2 separate regions of the Homo sapiens genome follow, and region 2 is linked to region 1. Evidence: chromatin contacts called from ENCODE Hi-C or POLR2A ChIA-PET data. All regions are on one chromosome and are shown on one strand. The core of a region is the stretch at or near the end of the contact, and the rest is flanking DNA. Distances in the headings are between cores, read along the strand shown.

The links. A loop is a pair of places that touch in the nucleus more often than their neighbours do. ChIA-PET counts read pairs that join two places held with the same protein, here RNA polymerase II (POLR2A). Pooled maps may share reads with other maps.
Region 2: a loop to region 1 is called in a map of endothelial cell of umbilical vein, with 6 times the contacts of the local background. The contact joins two enhancer-like sites. A Hi-C loop is called at or near these places in 4 of 168 maps with a recorded cell type or tissue (A673, PC-9, endothelial cell of umbilical vein and 1 more), 1 of 37 single-sample maps with no recorded cell type and 9 of 50 pooled maps. POLR2A ChIA-PET finds 5 or more read pairs at or near these places in 2 of 52 experiments (activated CD4-positive, alpha-beta T cell and activated T-cell).

Annotation. Positions count from the first base shown.
Region 1 is chr4:173,249,013-173,255,108 of GRCh38, forward strand. The region is part of intron 2 of GALNT7 (polypeptide N-acetylgalactosaminyltransferase 7); the gene reads left to right. Among named protein-coding and RNA genes, the nearest start is that of MIR548T, 16 kb to the right of the region's middle. RefSeq lists an enhancer at 5,755-5,804. Within about 2 kb of position 3,384, at least 6 of the 41 ENCODE cell types and tissues checked have a DNase peak (open chromatin) inside an H3K27ac peak, as active enhancers do; they include A673, where a contact is called at or near this core.
Region 2 is chr4:173,411,035-173,417,130 of GRCh38, forward strand. LOC112268474 (a long non-coding RNA gene) reads left to right here. Exons shown (of 3, transcript XR_002959832.2): 3 at 1-3,046. It also overlaps a transcript of SCRG1 not described here. Among named protein-coding and RNA genes, the nearest start is that of SCRG1, 15 kb to the left of the region's middle. Within about 2 kb of position 2,186, at least 2 of the 41 ENCODE cell types and tissues checked have a DNase peak (open chromatin) inside an H3K27ac peak, as active enhancers do; they include A673, where a contact is called at or near this core.

The DNA.
Region 1 (6,096 bases), core at 2,134-4,633:
GACCTAAGATTTCCAATTCTTTTCATGTAGTATGATTTTTAAATGAAGGATTTTCAGCTCTTAACTTTTGATGGATAGTGATTACTGAATGAACTCAAAGCTTTTCTCTTTCAGTTTATTCAATAACTGGTTCTACTACTATAGGATCTACATAGCTTTCATTAATGTAGTTGGAAATTTAATTCACTGCTACTAGAAAACACTCAAAATGTATTCCTGATGATGTATTGTTAGCATAATCTTCATTTTTAAAAGGTTAATACAGCAGGTGCTCACACTCCCATACCTGTTCACATACACGTATGCATGTACACACACACACTCACACCTATTCACCAGCATTCTTTATGACCGCTAAGTAAAATCCTGTGTCCAATATAATGCCATTTAATAGACTTTGAGCATTCCTGTACATTTACTGGTAAAAGTGAGAAGAGATGAGTGAAATGTGCAAAGAAGGTAGGAGTGGAAGTGCAGCAGTGTGATGGTGAGTGATACAACCTCTTATACAGAGAACAGTCAGAGCATCTCCCAGGGCTGTGAAGGAAGAATCTTAGAGTAATTTATTCCCAGTAGAGACTTGCCTAGTCATAGATAGCATTGCCAGATTTAGCAAATAAAAATACAAGATGCCCAATTAAATTTGAATTTCAGATAAATGGTTAAAAAATTTAGTATATGTTCCAAATATTGCATGGGACATACTTAAAAATTTTTTTAAATTGGATTTCCCTGAAATCCAATTTTAACTCGGTGTTCTGTGTTTTATCTGGCAGTCTTAGTCAGGAGATAAAGATGGTTGTTAAAGAGTTACAGCTGCCATGTGAGGACCCTTTAGGACCCCTAACAGGATCTCGAGTCCCTCGTCTAGAACGTGTCTCAGTTATCCTCAGTGCAGCACTCAGTCAGATCCCTCATCTCTGTTACAGAGGTGCTTTGCGAAATGACTGGTGGCATTTCATCACTGTAATGAGGGAGAAGGGAAGGGACTTTCTGCTGCAGGCTGGGACTTAGTATAAAGTTATTGAATTCTCACAACCAAACTGTGAGAGAGCTCTTACCTGTGTGTGTGAAGTCTGAGGCTCAGACAGAGTTGTGACTTCTTTGCATTTACCTAGAAGAATGGCAAAACTGTGAGTCGCCCCTAGGTGATTTGGTGTGAAAGCCCCTTTGTCTCCATCACTGCACACCTGAGGTATATATCTCTCTCTCTGAGTAGTGTACCTCAGTGCAGATGTTACAATCAGAGGGTGAGCTTAACAGTGTGGAAACAAGAAATTTTAGCACATAAACTGTTTATTTAAAAATATGTCACTTAAAACACCAATATAAATATAGCTAACTTTTCAATATAAGAAATAAGAAAATTAAATGATGTACAAGGCTTAAAGCAGGGCACAGGATTTAGAGACATCCTCTGTGCCTTCCTCCCCTTCACCCCTCACATCCAGTCCATCAGCAAGGCCCCTTGGTTCTGCCACCAAAATGTAGCCCAGATCACTTCTGAGGTCCGCTTCTTTCCTCTCCTCTACCTCCACCTGAGGCCATGCAACCATCATCTCTCCTGGAATCCTGCAGAAGTCTCGTTACTGGTCTTTCCATTTCTACTCTTGCCTCTTACTGTCTTTTTTTTCAGACAGAAATCAGTGTGGTCTTTTAGAAACCCAAATCTAAAACCATTCTGTGCCTTCCCATTGCACTTAAAACCCAAACTCCTAACGTGCAGCAGCCCCCACGCTGTGGCCCTTACCCACCTTGCAGACCTCTTCTTGCTACTATACTTCTTGCCCACATAGTCCAGCTGTGCTGGCCTGTCTCAGGTCTTCTGCATATGCTCTTCCCTCCTCCATGAATGCTTGTTCCTTTCTTCCCATGACGGGCTGGCTCCTTCCCATCCTTTAGGCCTCTCTTGCACTTCTCTAACCATGCTGTCTAATTTGCTAAGGCCCCACTTTATTCTCTATTACTTCTCTTTAGCCATTTTCTTCATGGTATCTATCAAATTTTATAATTAGATATTGGTTTATTAAGTTGTTTATTGGCTGCCTTTCTCATTAGATAAGTTCCTAAGAGCAAGAACTATGCCTATTTGTAAGCCTAGTAACTGACAAGTAGGAACTCAGTAGTAGTACCCAGTTGGTAAATATCTGTCGAGAATGAATGAACGTGTGAATGAAATCAGCCAGGGTTCAAACCTTGATGCCATCACTAGATGTGAGATCTTTGACCAGTTACTTGTCCTCTCTAACCCTCAGTTACCTAAACGTTAAGACAGATCTAACCATACCAATCTCTCAGGATTAGCATTAGAATTAAAATGACATAATTGACTACAAAAAGTCTTTTATTAGCCTGTTGGTTAGAAACCTGAGTATTATTAGCTGTTTTTACTGCTATGGTATTTTCTTCCTTACCTTGTTGTCAACATTCGAATGTTTTCAGTTACTATTTAGCTTTGATAGGCTCTGTTGCTTTTTGGAAAACATAAATGTCACACATTGCCTTGTCTACATCCTCTTGCTTCTACTAGTACCTTCCATGATGCTAAAGCCTTCATTTCCTTTGAAAATTTCAGACACACTGATTTCCATGGGAACCTCGCATCTCTGAGTCCTCCTTGCACCCCGCAGTTTCCTTCCTGTCTCCTTTCTTTCCTTCTTCCATGCCTTGCATAGCCAGTTCTGTCCCGTGTTCTTTCCTCTGGCACAACTGGAGCAGTGCCTAGAAATAGGACATTGCATGTTTTTGTGTATTATTTCTGTAAATATTGTGTCTCCAGTAAAATTAAAAGGCCCAAATCTATTTTAGTAAATGCTCCTAAGCCTCTCTTTGAAATCCTATACTAGTGATAAAAGTCATTTTTTAATATTTCAAAATGCCCAAATATAATAAATCCCAGAAACTTTTTTAAACTGAATCCAAATTATTTTTTAAACTGGATTCTTTCTCCCACTTAAAAAAAATGAGATAGGCTTCATTCCTTTTTGAACACTTACAATTCAGTGTAGAGTATAACATACTTTTCTAAGTAAAATTATTTATACTTTAGAATGTGGACAATCTTTGGAATTTTTCTCTAAAATAATAACCAACCATGAATAAAAATCGCCTAAGTGTTGCATATTACCTAATATGCATATTAGCACTTGTCTGCTTTTACTAGCAACATATTGAAAACATATCGCACATCCATATTGTGCACATGAGGATGCACCCTTCCTCATCCTCATCCCTCATGGGGAATGTGCTTGGAGCCCCTCAGAAGCTGGCTTGCTGTGGCTGGCTTTTTGCCGCTTCAGAACACAGGCCCTAACAGCCTTGTTCTCCTGCCTCTGTCTGTCATAGAAATGAGGCACCTGCATAGCTTAGAGACCAGGCTTGGGCTGTTTGTCCAGCTGTGACATCTGACACTGTGGTTAGCTTGTTCGTTCTTGCGGCTGTTGTGTAGTCTTTGTAGATGAATGTTCTCTTCCCTAGAAGCAGGAGAGAACTGTCCAGCTGCTGGCATGACTCACACTTCTGTATGTGATAGCTTTGAATTACATTCACTGACTGAGTAATTTATTGGCTGTTGATTGCGTGTTAAAAGGGTGAGTAACAGTATTTTGAGTGAACTGGAGGCCTGCTTCTTTTTTAAAGACTTGAGCCAAGAATGACTTCACCTGCCTTCACACTTTTTTCTATAAAATACAAATATGATTTTCTTCACAGTTCAACAGATATTGAGTATCTCTAATATGTAATGCACTGTCCCTGCCTTCAAGGGGCTCACCATCTACCACTAGGGAGAAAGGAAAGAATGCCATAATGTAAGGCAGAATGTAAGAACCATTAGAAAGGTATTTTAATAATGTGGTTCAGAGGAGTGAGAGGTCAAGTTACAGGGGAGTCAGAAAAGGATACTTTGCCAGGCATGGTGGCTCATGCCTGTAATCCCAGCACTTTCAGAGGCTGAGGTGGGCTGATCGCATGAGTCCAGGAGTTCGAGACCAGCCTGGGCAACATGGTAAAACCCCATCTCTACCAAAAATACAAAAAAATCAGCTGGGCGTGTTGGCGCATCCCTCTGGTCTCTTCTACTTGGGAGGCTGAGGTGAGAGGATCCCTTGAGCCTAGGAGGCAGAGGTTGCAGTGAGCCGAGATCACACCACTGCACTCCAGCCTGAGTGATAGAGTGAGAGCCCATCTCAAAGAAAAGTAAAAGATAGTTTTCTTTTCTGAGGGGGATACTAGGGAAGACCCTGAAGGATGAGTAGGGTGCCTTCAGGAAGAGGGCACTTGAACATGTAGTAGAAGACATGAGCATGTAGTGCGGTTTACTTGGATCTGGAGGTATGTGGAGGGAAATACAGCTGGGAAGATAGTAGGGCATTGGAAGACTACATGCCATTCACAGAGTCTACATTGAATCTGGTATTTGGGAAGACCCACTGAAGGTTTATAAAGAGAACTTTGGGGATTTCAAACTAGTAGAGGTGTTAGAGTAGATTAGGGGGTGGAGGCCTGTTAGAGGGTTAGTGGCATTTGAGTGGGAACTCCAGTGGAGGTTATAGAACCAGAAAAAGGAGATTCAGTGTAAGAGAACAAAAGAGTTAGAAGCAGTAGGCCTTGGGAGGTGATGGAGTGGAAGGGGAAATCAAAGATAAATCCAAGGCTTTGAAGCTCAGTAACACAAAGAGGAGTGGTGCCATTAACAGAAAGAGGCTGGTTAGGATAGAACAGTCCACTCTGCCCAAAGCTCGTTTACCTGAACTGGTCTGCTGCCCGGTTTAGATGAATTCATGCAGAGCCAGTCAGGATAAGGAGCCTGTTTATGGGAAGAAGTAGAAAATTCTGTTTGTGGATAGGTTAGATTTTCTTCTGATAAAGTTTGGGATTTTATTTCCTTTTACTGTGAACTGCTGATGCAAACACTTGGAAATATTCTTACCCTTTTTTTCTGCCCAACAAAGCAGACAATCGGAGGTATTCTGATTCAAACAAATGAATTAAATATTTTGACTTATTGAATGAATTCATTTGCTTCTAATATTTAACCTTTTCTCCCACTTACACACCTTTTGCATTTCTGTTTTGTAGAAAAGCTATCTTAGTTGCAATTACAAAGTGAGATGATAGATGTAAAAGTGCTTTGAAAATTCTAAGAGCTATGCACATGTTAGTAAGATCGTTAATATCTTTCTTAAGCTTGTCTATGGGAAATATTTTTTAAAAAGATATTTTACATTTACACTCATGCCTTATATGCCAGATAATTCTCCTCTTACCTGAGTCCAAAATAAATATTAATTCTTATACTGTAATTTTATCTAAGGTGAATTGTGTTTGTGAGGTTTTCTTATTCTCTATCCATATTAAAGGTTCTCTTTGATATCTACCAAGCTATTTAGAATGTATTGCTATAATTTATAAAATGGTTGCTATTTTTAAAACATTGATTTAATTGGAATGCTATAGCTTTCCTTTTAGTTTTGTTTTATGTATCTTGATCCATAGATTTCAGCTAGAGCTAAAACCTTAAACTACTCATAAAACATTAAGACAAATATTTAGAATATATAGAAATCATACATACACATACATATATGAATCATGTATATGCAGAGGTATTTGTACTTTGCCCTAGTTTCTGTTTTTGGAATATGTGGTGGTTCTATGTGACCATCCAAACTAATTGATGACAATTTTTCACACACAATCCCTTTTTTACATAGATTGCCCAAAACATATTTTATTTTTCAGACTACAGTTTGGCAATTTTAGGTCTAATGTTCAGAAAACACATTTGAAAGTGGTTTCACATGACCCAAGATGGACATGTTGCTTACTGACCTGAAAATTTTTACTCTTGGAAACTAGACTACTTTGTGAATTCAGGGGTTTTCCAGATTTACTTTAAAATAAGTCCTTGTGTTCTGATGTCTACTTTTCTTCTTCACACACATATAAACACAAAAACATATACACATTGCATGTTAGAATTTTCTCAAGTTGATTTTTGTTTAAGGTTCTGGCTAACAACAGATGCATTTAGACAAACTGAAATTATTTTAAAAAACAGGAGTTAACTTACGTTACCCCCATTTCTACAGCAGT
Region 2 (6,096 bases), core at 936-3,435, 160 kb after region 1:
TGAGATGGGATTCCAACTTCCTCCTTAGCTCCATCTATCATTATTAGCCTTTGAATAATGCCCACCACCTGCAATTGCTCGTTGGCTACATGAGAGTAGAGATTTCCCGTTTTATTGTTTTATGCATCCTCAGTGTCTAGAACTGTGCCAGGCACCGTTTAAGTACTCAATAACTATTTATCAAATGAATGAACTTCTGATCTAACACTGTCCTGGCAAAGACACTAAAAGCCTAACTTAGCAATTTCTTTTGTACAGTTTGTACCTTGTGGCTACAAAGATTCAGGAAGTATGAGAACAGTGATGACTTGGAACTACTAACTAGGTTTGGTGGGCCCAGTCCTCAGCAGCAAACAGTAAATAATGTTTTATTTGTAAATCAAGTGAAACCTATCTTTTCCCAGGTTGGACCAACCCAGAATGGGGGTCGGGGTTACAACCATCTCAAACCACATCAGCTGAATCACCATCCCCCTAGTTCCACATTGCTCAATCTGAGGATAAATTGCAACATATTTAGCAACCTGTATGGTGGCATATTTTAATAAATAAATGTATTTCTATAAATCAGTATATAAATAAAAATTAAAAATATTTCCTTTCTAGTCTTTAAACTATGTATCATGAAACTGTTTACAGTGTAATGTAGCTTACAAGGCAACATTTTCATCAAATCATTCTAATAATTTCTAAATCATTATTGATTTTTAGAAATTAATGGTATGGTCTTATGTTTGGTAAGCTCTCACTAAACTAAATGCTGCTTGTCTCTAAGCTACAGTTTTATGGAGGAAACTGTACTAAATGCTTCCAATGGCTTCTCCTTGTGTCGATGGTTATTAGGTGTGGTCCCAGGCATGTGCCTCAGCAGGAGAGTGATTGGGTGGGGTGCCCACTGTGTTTAGAATGCTAGCGTTTTTCACCTCATCTGTGTACCCAGAGTACTTTTGCTTCTGCCCCATCTACAACCCTGTCACTAGCCCAGCTTGTTCTGCTACTCCTGCCAACCCTGGACCCCTCCTGAGCAGCAAGTAGGCACTGTGTCTGTCTCAGCTTCCACCTTGGTCTTCTTATATCATGCTGCCCTGTCCAGATGCACCAGTCCCAAGTCCCAAAACCACTCATGCAGTGGCCACTGCATGATGTCATTTGGTGGCATGTGGTCTAACTTAAGCTACTTACCAACCATCAGGGCAGAATTTCCAGTTTCTACCTGCAGTAACATCATGCCTGTGTGTATTGGCTGAATATAAGCCATGGCCCCGTCTCTTCTGAGTAGTTCCGCAAATCTCAAGGCCATCTCTCACATTTATGTTAGAACAAGGCCATGAATGCTGTTTTCTTCTATCTCATGATCCCTACCATTTCTTCTTCTGTTTCTCACCTCAATAAAATGGCTCCCATGTTGATGCCTTGATTCCCGGAAGGAGCTACTGTTTTGCTTTGCCTCTTAACATCGCTCAGGTGATGCTGCCCTTGCTGATACTCTGTCTCTGAGCTGAAGCAGGAGAAAATCCCCTCTGTTGGCCTGAGTGGCCCATGGTCACCAGCCCAAGGCTGCCTCATGCTCTTCGTGACTTACTGCTTGCTATAATCCTGAGTCTGTGGATGATCACATCAGAAAACGCCCTCAGTTTACTGTTGCGTCCCACTGCTTCCCATCTTCTGAATTAAGACTGCACATTCTGGCTCTTTGCCTTGGGTAATCTTTTCCCCCAATAACTTGGGAGCTTTGATTCCAAGTGGCTTAGGAGAGTTGTTCTCCACACAGCTGGGTACCAGAAGCAGCCAGCTGAATGGGACCAAGGCATGAAGACTGAAAACCTCGCAGGTGACTTGGATCTTCATCCCAGGTTGAGAATCTCTAGCTTAGGAGTCTCTTTTGAGTCCTAAAGGAAATACTCAATTTCCCCCATCTGTCAGGTCCCTGCCACATCTACCGACATGTGCAATGGGATTAATTCTTAAGAAATTCATATACAGCTTAGACTGTTGCTCAGAGACTCCTGCCACTCTGTGAACCACCCCTATGGACACTGATGCACAATTTCCTTTGGGTTGATCTCATAAGTTGCATTTCCAAAAAAAAAAAAGAAAGAAAATAATAAGACCTTGACATCATAAGGAAACCACTTTTAGTTGCTCCATTTCCTGGAGCCTACAGCTGGCAAAATGCCTGGGACAAGATGTATTCAATTCAAGGCAAAGCAGAGTTGTTAGGAGAAGCAGATGGCCCACCTAAGGTGAAAAAATTACTTTCTTGTGAGGATAGGCAGGGCAGTTTATTCACCTCTTCCTCTAGGAAGGTGAGAACGTGTGGAGACAAAATAAATAAAACACATTACAAGCTCATTCCACAGATGAACAGAACAATTGGTGCTGAACAAGTCTACAGGAGGCATCTTCCAGCCTCCAGGAAAGCTGTAGGAGCTTGTCATGCATGCATTAAAGTGCCCCCAGAACTCGAAAACCATTCCATCAGAGGAGCTAATAAGAACCAACGAGTCATTGACAACAGCAACCATCAGTAACCCTCTCTGAGAGCTGGTAATGAACAGCAACAAATATTGGGGATAGTTAAGATGAGCCAGGTAAAGGTTCAGGAAAATGACTGAATAGATTACAGGCAGCAGGAACTGTGATCCATCTGAAGAAAAAGGGGAATCATGTGAGTGGATGTGTGGCAGCTAGAAAATCTGCACATATTGAGGTAAGAGGAGGCCAGGCAGTGAGAATTTGTTGTGATTATCTAACTTTCCAGAGGAGAGAGACATGTTTCTTGGTAGCTACTCATGTTCAGATTATCTAGAAAGTACATTTCATTCAGAAGTCTTCTCCAATATCTGGATGCTGCACCCCTTAAGGTTATGCAATGCTTTTGCTCTGAATCCTTGTTCACAAGCAACAACCTGATTATGAATTTGGTCTCCCAGGTACCTTGATAATGGGCAGAATGTGTCCAAGATTGAGGGAACAAGTTTGGAGATCCTTGGAAAGGCTTATTGTGTACCTGTTACAAATAAATAAATGTGGGTTTTGTTTGAGAGTTTGGTTAGCACGGGTCAGTTTCAACCTAATCACCCAGCAACACAGACAAAATCCTCTCTTGGGACCTGCATGGCTGAGGGTCAGACCCCGGAACACTTTGGCCACTCCTCTGTATTGCCATCCTGTGAGGCTCCACTGGAGCAGCCTGGGCCTTCCTCCCTGACATCTGTGCCTGTTTAAATTTAACACAATCAGCCCAGAAAGTCATCTCCTCACCAGTTTCTTTAAAATCAACAGAGGATAATTCCAAGTAATGTTTTCTGTAATGCATTCTGGAGTCTCATAGCCCTGAACCTTAGGAAACAAGTTGCATCTCACACTCTGTGAGCATCTACCCAAGTAGCAAACTCAGCTTCCTGCAGTGGTCCCTGCTGTCTTCTTCACCCTGATGGGGTGAGTCTTGGTGAGGCCACATGGTGACGTACAGGGGATCCTTAAGCAAGGAGTTGGAAAGGAAAGGTTACGCTGCCAAGCACAGCTCCAACCCAGAGCCCTCATGCCCTCTTGATCATGTCGTTTGAATGGGGGATGGCTTAGGTTAAATGAAGAAAGGGGTGGGTGTTCTCATCTACAAGAGCAGAACTAGAAGGGTGCTTCTTGTCAGCTGTGTTCACAGCAGCTGTGGCTGGGTGCACAGCTTTCCCCATTTTTCCACTGTTGAAAAGAGTGTGTGCTTCTGTGGCTGGTGCTGGCATTCTCATCCCTGACTCTTGTAAAGGTGCAACATCATCACTTCAAGCACTCTCTCTTAGTTTTCTCCTCCCTAGGGTGTGAATAGTTGACATCGTGCACTCCTTGGTGGGCACTGCGTGCTTGCTTGCTATAGGACACTTGTTCACTGGTATTTTGGTAACCAGTAGTTTTTGCCTGTCTCCAGAATAAGAGGGAAGCAGCAGTGACCCAACTCTGGAAATTATCTACCAGGCTCACATCCCATATATTGCCCTATATCCCTTGAAAACAGCAAATTTATATGCACAATAAAAGCGTTAATATTGCATGTTAATTTCTTCTTCCCCCAAATTGGAGAGTTGGCAGAAGGACTAATAAAGATGACTAGTGTGAATAGTCTCTCAAAATAGTCATTTCATAAATTAAATAGGAGATGCATTCACTGCAGCTGAGATTTATGAAAGTTCTGTGAGGTGGCAAAACAGGGTTTGCAATTCAGGATTTTATTGCCCTTAGGGGCTGTGGCTAATCTGTTGTGAAGTGAGGTTTCAGTTGGGTAAAGATTGAGTAACTAGAACAGAGATGCATTGTGTAACCCCCGTTTCCTTTTTATTTCTTGCGGACCAGTGAATATCCTAAGTCCCAAACTGTACGCCAGCTTAGTAGATTTAATTTTTGAGTGTTTTGTATCATGACAGCTCAGCATTTCTTGCAAAAAGTGGCCCCAGATAACCATGGCCATTATATCAGTCTCTGTGCTGATGCTGAATTTGTCTGACAGACTCACACAGGGGCCTCCAAATAGCCTTTTCTTTAAAGGGAAAGAGAACTGGCATTTACCAATTACTTAGTCTGTCTCCAAACGACCTTTATTTCTCATGGCAAATCTGTGACATTGGTATTACAGGTATTTCACCTTTGTTCTGGATAGGATTGAGGCTCAGAGAAACCAAATAGCGTGCCCAAGTTACTTAATTAAGAACCTTAGAAGCCTAAAACAAACATGATCTCTTCTGGTCAGTTTTATACAGGAGAAGTGAGGTTTCAGGATTTAAACCAGGCCTATCTGCCTCCAAATCCATTGCTCCTTCCACTGTGCTGTGTGGCTGCATGAACACACCAAGAGCTGGAGAAATGACATAGGGTCTTAAAGCACCACCAATAAAATCATGCGAAAGAAAACATATTTTGAAAAAAAGGCTGATTGTCATATTGAAGCGCCCCACTGGCAAGTCTCTAGGAGGCCCTGGTAAGACCAGCATGTGCGCCTCGGGGTGTTTTGAGTACCTGGGAGGGCAGGGGCCGTGCAGTCTCCTCTCCCGCAGTGTAGATGAGCCAGGGAGGGACAGCAGCAATACTGCCGCCCCAAAGTCATCTGCCCACTTCCAGTCAGAGGCCCTAACGTTTTCCTAGTTATCTGAGTGTCATCTCTTACGATGACTTATCCTGCTCAAAGCCTCTTTATTTAAACATTTGCCAAGTGGGAGGGATTCTGTCCCGACAACGGCCTCCTCATTTCCATGCTCACTCCCAACGCACGGCTCAGACGCCTGTGCGCAGATCCTGTCTGCCATAAGAACCTCCCAAACGATGCTCCCCGCTGCCAGCCACTCCTTGTGCCCATCTTGTGGCTGCTAGATATATCGTCCTACAGCACAGCTCCGATGATCTCATACCTCTGCTCAAAAGGAAGGAAGTTTCCAAATTTCAAACTCCAGTGCCAGGCGCGGTGGCGCGCCTGTGGTCCGGGTGACTGAGGAGACTGAGGTGGGAGGATCGCTTAAGCCCAGGAGTTGCAGGCTGCAGGGAGCTATGATTGCATCACTGCACTCCAGCCTGGGCAACAGAGTGGGACCCCGTCTCTTAAAAATAATAAAAATAAATTATTTTAATTGTAAAAGTTTGAAACCAAATTTCAAAGTCAAACCTAGAAAGCGTCTGGGGCTATCCCCCGGCTCCTGGGGCCCTCTCCCTTCGTGTGACGGCCTCTAGGACTAGCGTGCTTGGTTTGTTTTTGGAAGCCATTTCCTCAGAGTGATGGTTTCTGAGGAACCATCAGCTGCAAGAGTTCTGCTTTATAAGAATATACACATAAGAAGAAAATAGAAATAGCCTAGAACTCTCCGGATTTCATCACATCATCACACACACACCCAAACACACACACACACACACACACACACACACACACACACACACAGTCACATCATCACACACACCACACACACACCCCACACACAATCACATCTTCACACACACCCCACACACAATCACATCTTCACACACACCCCACACACAATCACATCTTCACACACAACACAAACACAATCACATCATCACACACAACACACACACACACAGACACACACAGACAGA